Linked DNA regions of Mus musculus: region 2 is linked to region 1. The links are chromatin contacts, found by POLR2A ChIA-PET in ENCODE. All regions are on one chromosome and are shown on one strand. The core of a region is the stretch at or near the end of the contact, and the rest is flanking DNA. Distances in the headings are between cores, read along the strand shown. Region 1 holds the start of Parp3 (poly (ADP-ribose) polymerase family, member 3). Region 2 holds the start of Manf (mesencephalic astrocyte-derived neurotrophic factor).

Region 1 (4,266 bases), core at 781-3,280:
TCTGGGCTGGGCCCTCCAAACAGCTGCAGACGAAGCCAGCTCTTTGGATGCCCAAGGGGGGGAGGGGGGATGGGGGAGGGCAGCCCGGGCGATGGCTCGCTCACCACGCGGCCCCAGCGATTCCAGCAGAAGAAGCGACTACCCTCCTCCAGCAGTTGGATAATATAGAACTTGTTGTTGTTGTTGCCGATGTTGGTCTGGTTCAGGGTACAGTCATAGTCCTCGTGGACCTGTGTAGGGTGAGTCCGTGGGGCGTGGGCTGGGTGTGTACACCAGGGAACATCATGGGGGGGGCCTTGTCTTTGGCACTTGGGTGTCTCTGCCCTTGGGGGGCAGGGTCACAGTCTGACTGGATGTGATGAAGCCCTGCTGTGGGCTTGGGAATTTGGAGAGGATGCAGCTGCTTCCTGGGTGGGGGAATCTGAAAAAAGACCTGGCTCTGCCCTGAGGGCTCAGTTTGAGGGAACACGGAAGAGGGTCCCGGGGGAAATTGAGTCAGGCCCCTTCCTTGAGTGTGATGCACCCTAGTGTCTGATGGTCAGACATGGTACACCTTGACCCAATGGAATAACAGCCCACCTTGGCAGTCTTCAGAAGACAGGTACGCAATCCCTGGCTAGAACAGAGAACCCAAGGAGGAGAAAGAAGGCTGTGGTCTGCCAGGCGGTGGTGGCCCACGCCTTTAATCCCAGCACTTGGGAGACAGAGACAGGCGGATTTCTGAATTCGAGGCCAGAGGCCAGCCTGGTCTACAAAATGAGTTCCAGGACAGCCAGGGCCATACAGAGAAACCCTGTCTTGAAAAACAACAACACAACAAAACAAGCAAACAAAAACAAACAAACAAAAAGGCTGCGGTCTGAACATGGCTTCAGCTCACCTGTATCCCGGGGTTCCGGCTGAATGGACATGAGGGGTCCACACGGATGACCCGATTATCAGCAGGTGCTGCTCTGAGAGCCTCGGCAGTGGACCGGAAGCTGTCCTCCTCCTCTGTCCCTTGTCGCCGCTTCTTGGAGCCCTCAGTCTGCACAGAGGCCTTTCGTTTTGGAGCCATGGTTCTCCTGGGGCAAGAGGTAGGGAGCGTTCAGATTTGCCCTTTAGGAGGCTGGCCTCCTACTCCTTGGTTTACATATCCCCATCTCCAAACCTGCACTTTGTACCTCAGAGATGCAGAAGCTTAGAGCCCGTCAGTTCTGCCCACCCTGGAGTTAGGAAGCAGTTGGCTCGAGGTGTTCCCCGAGGCAGCAGAAAAAGTGAAAGCCGGCTCACCCCACCCACGCTGGGGCCCTTCCCCTTCTAGAACATTTCCTCCTCCTGTCAGTCATCTGGCTAGGTTGCTGGGCTGAATCATCTGAGCTACAGGGGAAGGACCCTATAAGTTGCCCTTCTGCAGCTGGATCTACCTCTCTAGAGCTTAGGACCAAGTGGTGTAGCCTTTTGCTAACAGTCCTGAGTTCTGGGGTGCCAGCCAAAGTTTCAGGCTTTCAAGTGCCAGAGAGAGCAAGAGCCACTTTAACCTCACCCTTCCCTGCCCTGCAGAGGACTCTAGGGCAGGGCCAAAGGACACTCACCCAAATGAAACAGGACCCTGGAAGAGGTGGCTGTTATCCAGCCCGGTATCAGGAATGCTGAATGTGCCTCCTAAGAAACAAGTTCCAAGTCTGGGATCCCATCTAGCGACCCTTCGTGAGCCTTCAGCTAGTTTTTGGTAGGGATTTCCCAGCAATCACGTGAGGAGGGGAAAGAGCTTGGGGGTGGTGTAGAATTCCAGCTTTTGGCCGCTAGTGGGGTGAGTCAGAGGCTGGGTAGGCTGAGGTTGGTGGCCAGTCCCAGAGATGAAATGACAGTAATGTAGACGTATCCAAAGCCGCTCGGACTGACTGGCCCCTCATGCAGCTTTGACTAGGCACATACAGCATATATCCATTATTTGCCCGGTGATTTTGGCTCTGGGTTCGGATGCTGTCTCCTCTCCAGAGCTGCCTGAATTCCATTCCTTAAGTTTTAGAGTCTGGTTGTATTAGCTTCAATCGCTGTTCCAGCGGAAAAATCACAGAACCCCGCACCTCTGGCTCCACCTTGTGGCCATAAGACGCAAGCACCGCATGCCCTCCTGGCCCCACCCCTCCCTGCTAGTCAGGCGTTAGCAGAGCGCAAGCGCCACAGGCCCAGGCCGGAAATCGCAAGAGAGACTTGCTTCCTACTCCAGGCTGGCGCCGGAGCCTATAGGAGCTCTTGAAGGCGTGTCCAGCTGCGTCGGTCCAATAGACGTTTGGGGGCGTGGCAGGATCTTCTCAAGGGCCCAATGGAGCTGCGGAAGGTGGGGCCCGCTGCGCCGTGGGAACCTATCAGGGCTCCGGGTCTTGCCATGCGGCTGGGGTTTAGCAGCCATGTGAGTTCTTCGGGGTAGCGGCACCTTGAACAGTATGTCGACCGCCGTGGCAACTCGTAAGCGGGCAAAGCCAGCTCCCGGGCCCGGGGCGGCTCCGGTGGCCGGCAAGCGGCGGCGAAAGGTGAGCATGGTGTACTCTTGGGCGCGACCGATCTAGCTCCTGGGAGAGCCATCGTTCCATCCCAGGGCCCCCATCGGGGCAAGTATCTTTGCCAAGGGCTCCGTCAGAAGGAAGCCTACATCTCTTTTCTTCTATCCACCAAATCCTGGGAAACCTTCTACTTGGCCAGGGCCAGGTGCTACTTGCCTCTCTCAGTCCTGGGCCTCGTGACCAAGAGAGGATCGTTTGATTTCCAGGTAGACTCTGCTGCGGACAGGGGCAAGTCCAAGGGTGGCGGCAAAATGAATGAAGAGATTTCCAGCGATTCTGAGAGCGAGAGGTGAGTTTTTACCGGGAGGAAGGATAAACGGAGGCTCGTGGTGACTAGAAGACTCAGTGCGACTGGCAACAGAGCTGGGTGTTTGGCTCGAGATCCTGGGTCTACCCTCCAGTTTCCGGCAGTGAGATATCGTCGTTTATCTCTGATGTGTCTATGGGGAAGACGCTGGGCTCCTGTGGGAGGGAGAGCTTGGGACCTTTTTTCGCTTTATGACATGGAGGCAGGCACAGGTCTGGATTGATTGAGAGGCAAGGAGAGAACGGTACAGAACACATCCTCCTGTTCTTAATTCCATCTTCACACAGTACCACAACGACTGGTGTCCTTGGGCACCTTTTTGAGATGAGGTCTCTGTTGTTTTGCCCAAGGTGGCCTTGATCTCCTGGGTTCGAATGATCCTAGGCTTCAGCTTTGTACTGTCACATATGTAGCCTTCCTAACATTAGGGTCTTGTTTCACTGTTGCGAACACGGGTGAGCAGGCAAGTGGAGAGAGGCCGTGTCAGTGTCTGCAGGTGTGTATCTTGGAGACATGTGTTGTGAGAACAGAAGAAGCCTTTTAAAAAGTTGAGCCTGGAGAGACGAGGAGTGTCCTGGAGCGGTAGGGAAGAGGTTCAGGGACCAGAGACAAATCTGGGGTATTAGTGTGCCAGGGTGGAAGGAAGAAAGGATAAACCGGCAGGTGATAGGTACAGGCCAGGGTAGCCGTGAACTTAAGAGATCTGCCTGCTTCTGCCTCCCGAGTGCCAGGATTACAGACCTGGCTATCAGTTCTGCTTCTAAAAGTGAATATGTGGTGCCTTAATTTGCTCAGCTTTTTTTTTTTTTTTTTGGCAAGGTTTTTCCACGTAGCCATGGCTGTCCTGGAACAACCTGTATAGATCAGGCTGGCCTTAACCTCAAAGACATTGCCTGCTTCTGCCTCCAGGACCTGTGCTAAACACTTTGGGTATTTATTTATTTATTTATTTATTTATTTATGTGTGTGTGTGTACATGCTGATGCCCATGGGAGACCGAGGACATTGGAGCCCCTGGAACTGTCACATCAGGGGGTTGCGAGCGAGCCACCTGAGGGGTGCTGGGACTGAACCCAGGGTCGCTGTAAGAACAGCAGGAGTTCTTAGCCGATGAGCCATTTTTTTCCAGCCCATTCTTTACCACCTCTTAAGTCTTTTAACTTGTGTCACGAAATAAATGTGATAACTACAGAAGCACCACTCAGTTTTCTTCTGCTGATCTAACTTGGGTGAAAGTAAAAATAAATGCGTACACACCTTAAATTCAGGGTTGAAACAGCTTTTCTTTCAAAAGGGATTTTTTTTTTAAACAAAAAGTGGTGCTGGGCGTGGTGGCGCACACCTTTAATTCCTCAGTACCTAGGAGGCAGAGGCAGACAGATCTGTGAGTTTGAGGCCAGCCTGGGCTACGTG
Region 2 (4,266 bases), core at 621-3,120, 410 kb after region 1:
AAACCCGCTTTTGATGACTCTTCTGGCTAGAAAGTTAAGTCCAGAAAGGGTATGCAGAGATGGTAGAAGGCACAGGGTCCGAGTCACACTCACCGTATTTTAGTTCACAGATCTGGCTGTCTTTCTTCTTCAGCTTCTCACAGATCTTTTCCACAGGGATATGGTGGGCCAGGGGCTTCGACACCTCATTGATGATCTTGGTGGCAGCATCATCTGTGGCTCCAATGTAGTAGCACTGCAGCAAAAACCAAAACAAAACAAAATGAAAGCCTTGAAAAAAATCTGCATGCATGAGAGCATGTGTCAGAGGCCAGAAGGCATCAGGTTCCCTGGAGCTGCAGTGCAGGGTGCTGTGGATGCTGGAATTGAACTCAGGTCCTCCACAAGAGCAGCACACATTCATAACCAACTCTCCAGTTCCAGACAACTGTTAGGTCACCTTGAAAACCTCTCTTTGCCAAGGCTTCGGTTTGTTAGTCTGCCCAGATCTAGCTGTCCCAGGCCCGAGGCACTTGATATATGCTCAGCTGCAGAGTTAGAGTTCCGATGAGAGACTACCATGGAAATTAAAGCTACAAGAGGCTGATGCTCCGCCAGGGTCCTTGACCTTGACTTGGCCCTGGCCATCTCGGGGCACCTAGCCAACTACTTCTGGTTCCAATCACACCAAATTCATTCTGGTCTTTGGGCACTCCCATTGCCTGAGTTGTGCTCACTCCACCTCACTGACTCCCTGTCCTCAGAGGTAGATACCCACTACTTTCTCTCTCAGCTCCCACCCACCAACTCTCCTAGCTTATTTCCTTCATGGCATCTGGCATCACTGCCTTGCAGTTGCCTGTCATTTTCTCTCCTGGTCTTACCAATATTCAGCTTATAGCAATGTTTAATAAATAGAGGATAAAAACACTTAAACCTCACATTAGTATATATACAAGTCCCATCACAAAGTGGACAGTGCCCAAGAGCCAGGGACAGGCTGGGTGGGTCACCAGCTACTTACCAACCGATTCTCTTTGCCTCTTGCTTCACGGCAAAACTTTATAAGTTCTTCTTCAATAGTGGCTGGTGAAAATGTGACATCTCTGTCTTTGAGGTCCTGGTAAAATCGTCCCAGATAAGAAATACAAACTGGAAAAGAGGGAGGAGATGGTAAGTAATTATTAGTCTCCATTTCCCCTGGAAAAAACTCTGTCAGCAGTTTTGCTAGAAGGGATTAATTTTTTTTTTTAACTCGGGTACTCAGAAGTGCACAGAGCCCTTAGGTTGCTGGGGTCCTTGTACCCAGTTGCATGCTGGGAATGAACATTACCCAAGTGACCCACACACAACCCTCTCTGCTCTTTTCAAGTTTAAGTCTAGAGTGGACACGTGTCCTTGAGGGAACTCATTGTGACCTCATAAGGGACAGATTGAAGGCTGAAGCAAATGATCAAAATGCTCCTCATTCCAAATACATCGAACCCCCAAGTGCAGCTTAGTAACCCCGAGACGGTTGCGGCCCACAGGATGCCTTCCTGTAATCGCTAAAGTGATGGGAAGACAAAAACTCCCGGGATGTGGGCTTCCGGCCAAGTTATTAACGCTACTGAACCGACGCGTTCCCTTAAATGGGTCAACGTCTCTAGGCCCGGGAAATAAGTGAGGCCCTTTCTCCAGCGGAGCCCCGGGACGGGCCGTCGCTCCCACCCTTTCGCTTTCCTTGGGTTTAGCGCCGCCAGGCCGCCCCCATCCGGTCCCCCGCACCTTCACAGTCTCCTGGCCGCAGCGCCCGGCTGTCAGGCAGCACGCTCAGGGCCAGCGCTACCGCCAGCCCGCGCGTAGCCCACATCCTCCTCAGCCGTCTCCACCACCGCCGCCGCCGCGCGAATGAACCGCACCCGGCGCGGTGTTCCGCCTAGTGGGCTGGAACAGAAACCTGAGCTTCCCATTGGTGTGCGATCCCCGCGCCCACCCATATGCTGCATCCTCATTGGTCCACGTGCCCAGGAGCCCAGACCGGCGGCTCCACGCTACCCTCCCTCATTGGCTGCTGCTGTCTGGGACCTAGACAGTTGTCGGTTGCTGATTGAGCCTGGGCGGTCCATAGGGGTGCGGAGGGAAGGTGCACGGGTCGCCATGTTGGGTTAGGGCAGCTGCTTTGGCTGCTTACCCGGAACCCTCTCAATCTATTGACTCGACCCGAATGCCGAGTCTTGGTTCCACACCCACTCCTCCCGACGCCCGGACTCGTAGAGCAGCATTTCTGGCGCCACCCTATAGCCAGTAGGATGGGCGGCGGGAGCATGGATCAGAAGCGGTTCCTTGTTTTGAACTACCACGTGGATTGCCGAGCCAATCAAGGGGAACGTCCACTTTGATTCGCCGGCTTGCTCAGACCCCGCTTTAACCTGGGTCAGACGGCAGAACCTCTTAAACGAAAGGTCTCGGCCTGCCTAGTCGTTTCCCGTCCTGGGCCTCTGAGGACCTCGCGGCAAGGCTGCGAGCAGAGGCGTTGGTCTACCTTCCAAATGGAGGCCATGGGATCTTGGGAGGTTTTGTTCTCCACTCTTGGAGACACGAGGATGGGAACTGGAGACATTACCGCCTGGACTGCCCTAATGCTAAGTGCAAGGGCTTTGGCCACTCGCCCTGGAAGGCGGAATATGGAGAGCGGCCGACTAAGTGCAGAAAAGTATCTGGAGCTAAAAGGGCTTGGAGCCCGGCGACAAGGGTTTGAGAGGGGCACTTATGCTCCCATTCAGTGAAATCAGTGGATCAATATCAGGTATTCATCTTTAATTCACATCACAGCAGTCAAGGGATGGAGGTGGGGGAGTCAGTTGCCAGATATTTACATCTAAAAGTCACATTTTTTGTTGGATTTATAACATGCTACCACAATATATACAGTAAAATGCCTCTTGGGACACTGGCACAAATTTTTTTCTTTAACTTTTCTGGTACAGGTAAGATAATTTTAAGTCAGTTTTTCTTTAGACATGAATACACAAAAGAAATGGTTAGAAGTTTTCTTGTTTTAAATAAGCACAGAATGCCAGAGGTTAAAAACACATTTATAGGGCTTATTACCAATTAGACATACTCTATACATTTTTTTGCTCAAATTCCTGTACAAATACACAGCATTCAAATAGGTATTTACAAATACGCTTTAAACAATGAAAATCAGTATTTCACAATCTTTTCAAAGGATTCTGATCTCTGACCTCCCATTTCCCTCACACTGGCTGGTTTTTCAATAAAAAGTATTCAGAATAGGTCCATTTCATCCAGTTGGGGAAAATGGAGAGAAGTAACACAAATATATTTCACTTTGCATAAAGCAAGGTCAAGGAACTTAACCCTACATTCCCCTCCCTACCTCCTGTGCCATCAAGTGGAGAAAGGAGATGTCTGCATGTGATGACTGGCTGCCTCCGTGGACTGAGGTTCAGACGTGCCTGGAAACAAACCTAAAGCTGCCCTACCTAAGAATCACATCCCAAGCTAGACTTGACCCTCATACCTGTGAACCCAGACGGTCCAGAAACAAGCTTACCAGTGAGTCTGGGCTCAGGAACAGGTGTGTGTGCCCTTGGTGCTGGGGCTATTGGATTGGCCTACCTACATCCTCAACAGTCTCCACTCTGCCTGAATGATCCTGAGGGTATCAGAAAGCCCTACACTGTTGGTACCTGGGCCCCAACATACTGTGAACGGAAATGGGCCTTCTTTCTTTTCCTATAGGTTATTTGCTGACAGTTCTATTAAACTTGTTTCTAAGAGAAAAACACTGTGACCATGGGTTTTTCTGTTTGGAAAGAATTGTGGAGAAGGGATAAGCAGCTGGGGCCAGAACTTGGCCATAGCAGGCCAGAAGGCCAACTAGTTAAGGGAACAGGGGAGCAACATACCTGCTCATCAAGGAGAAGGCAGTTTTATGGCCATCACTGATGGGAATGTAAGCAAATAAAAGGAAAACAATTGCCTCAAGACAAGTTATTTTAAAAAGTAACTTAGAAGCACCCTGGTGAAATATTACCATACCCCCACCATAATACCAAGAGTAACGTCAGTGCCCTGACATGAAAGAATTCCCTATAAAGTCACCACTGTGCCCTACTTAACAGACTGGGGAGGTTTGAAAAACTGCCCTTCTGCCTGTCCTGAACCCTGAGTGGTGGGCAGTCCCTATGGGTTTGGAGTGGAGGGCTCAGTACTTGGCTGCTTGGAAGATAACAGTTTTACCTGTGTGGCTCTCTGCCTCCAAAAGGAGAAGTTTCC

Evidence for each region. ChIA-PET counts read pairs that join two places held with the same protein, here RNA polymerase II (POLR2A).
Region 2: POLR2A ChIA-PET joins it to region 1 with 10 read pairs in Patski. The contact joins the promoter of Manf here to the promoter of Parp3 in region 1. POLR2A ChIA-PET finds 5 or more read pairs at or near these places in 2 of 5 experiments (Patski and embryonic stem cell).

Annotation. Positions count from the first base shown.
Region 1 is chr9:106,474,919-106,479,184 of GRCm38, forward strand. It overlaps Parp3 (poly (ADP-ribose) polymerase family, member 3), which reads right to left and starts at 2,031. Exons shown (of 11, transcript NM_145619.3): 1 at 1,575-2,031; 2 at 881-1,064; 3 at 105-230. The coding sequence starts at 1,057. It overlaps Rrp9 (RRP9, small subunit (SSU) processome component, homolog (yeast)), which reads left to right and starts at 2,391. Exons shown (of 15, transcript NM_145620.4): 1 at 2,391-2,516; 2 at 2,753-2,835. The coding sequence starts at 2,430.
Region 2 is chr9:106,890,068-106,894,333 of GRCm38, forward strand. Manf (mesencephalic astrocyte-derived neurotrophic factor) reads right to left here and starts at 1,871. Exons shown (of 4, transcript NM_029103.4): 1 at 1,747-1,871; 2 at 1,004-1,131; 3 at 94-235. The coding sequence starts at 1,831. It overlaps Dock3 (dedicator of cyto-kinesis 3), which reads right to left. Exons shown (of 53, transcript NM_153413.2): 53 at 2,758-4,266.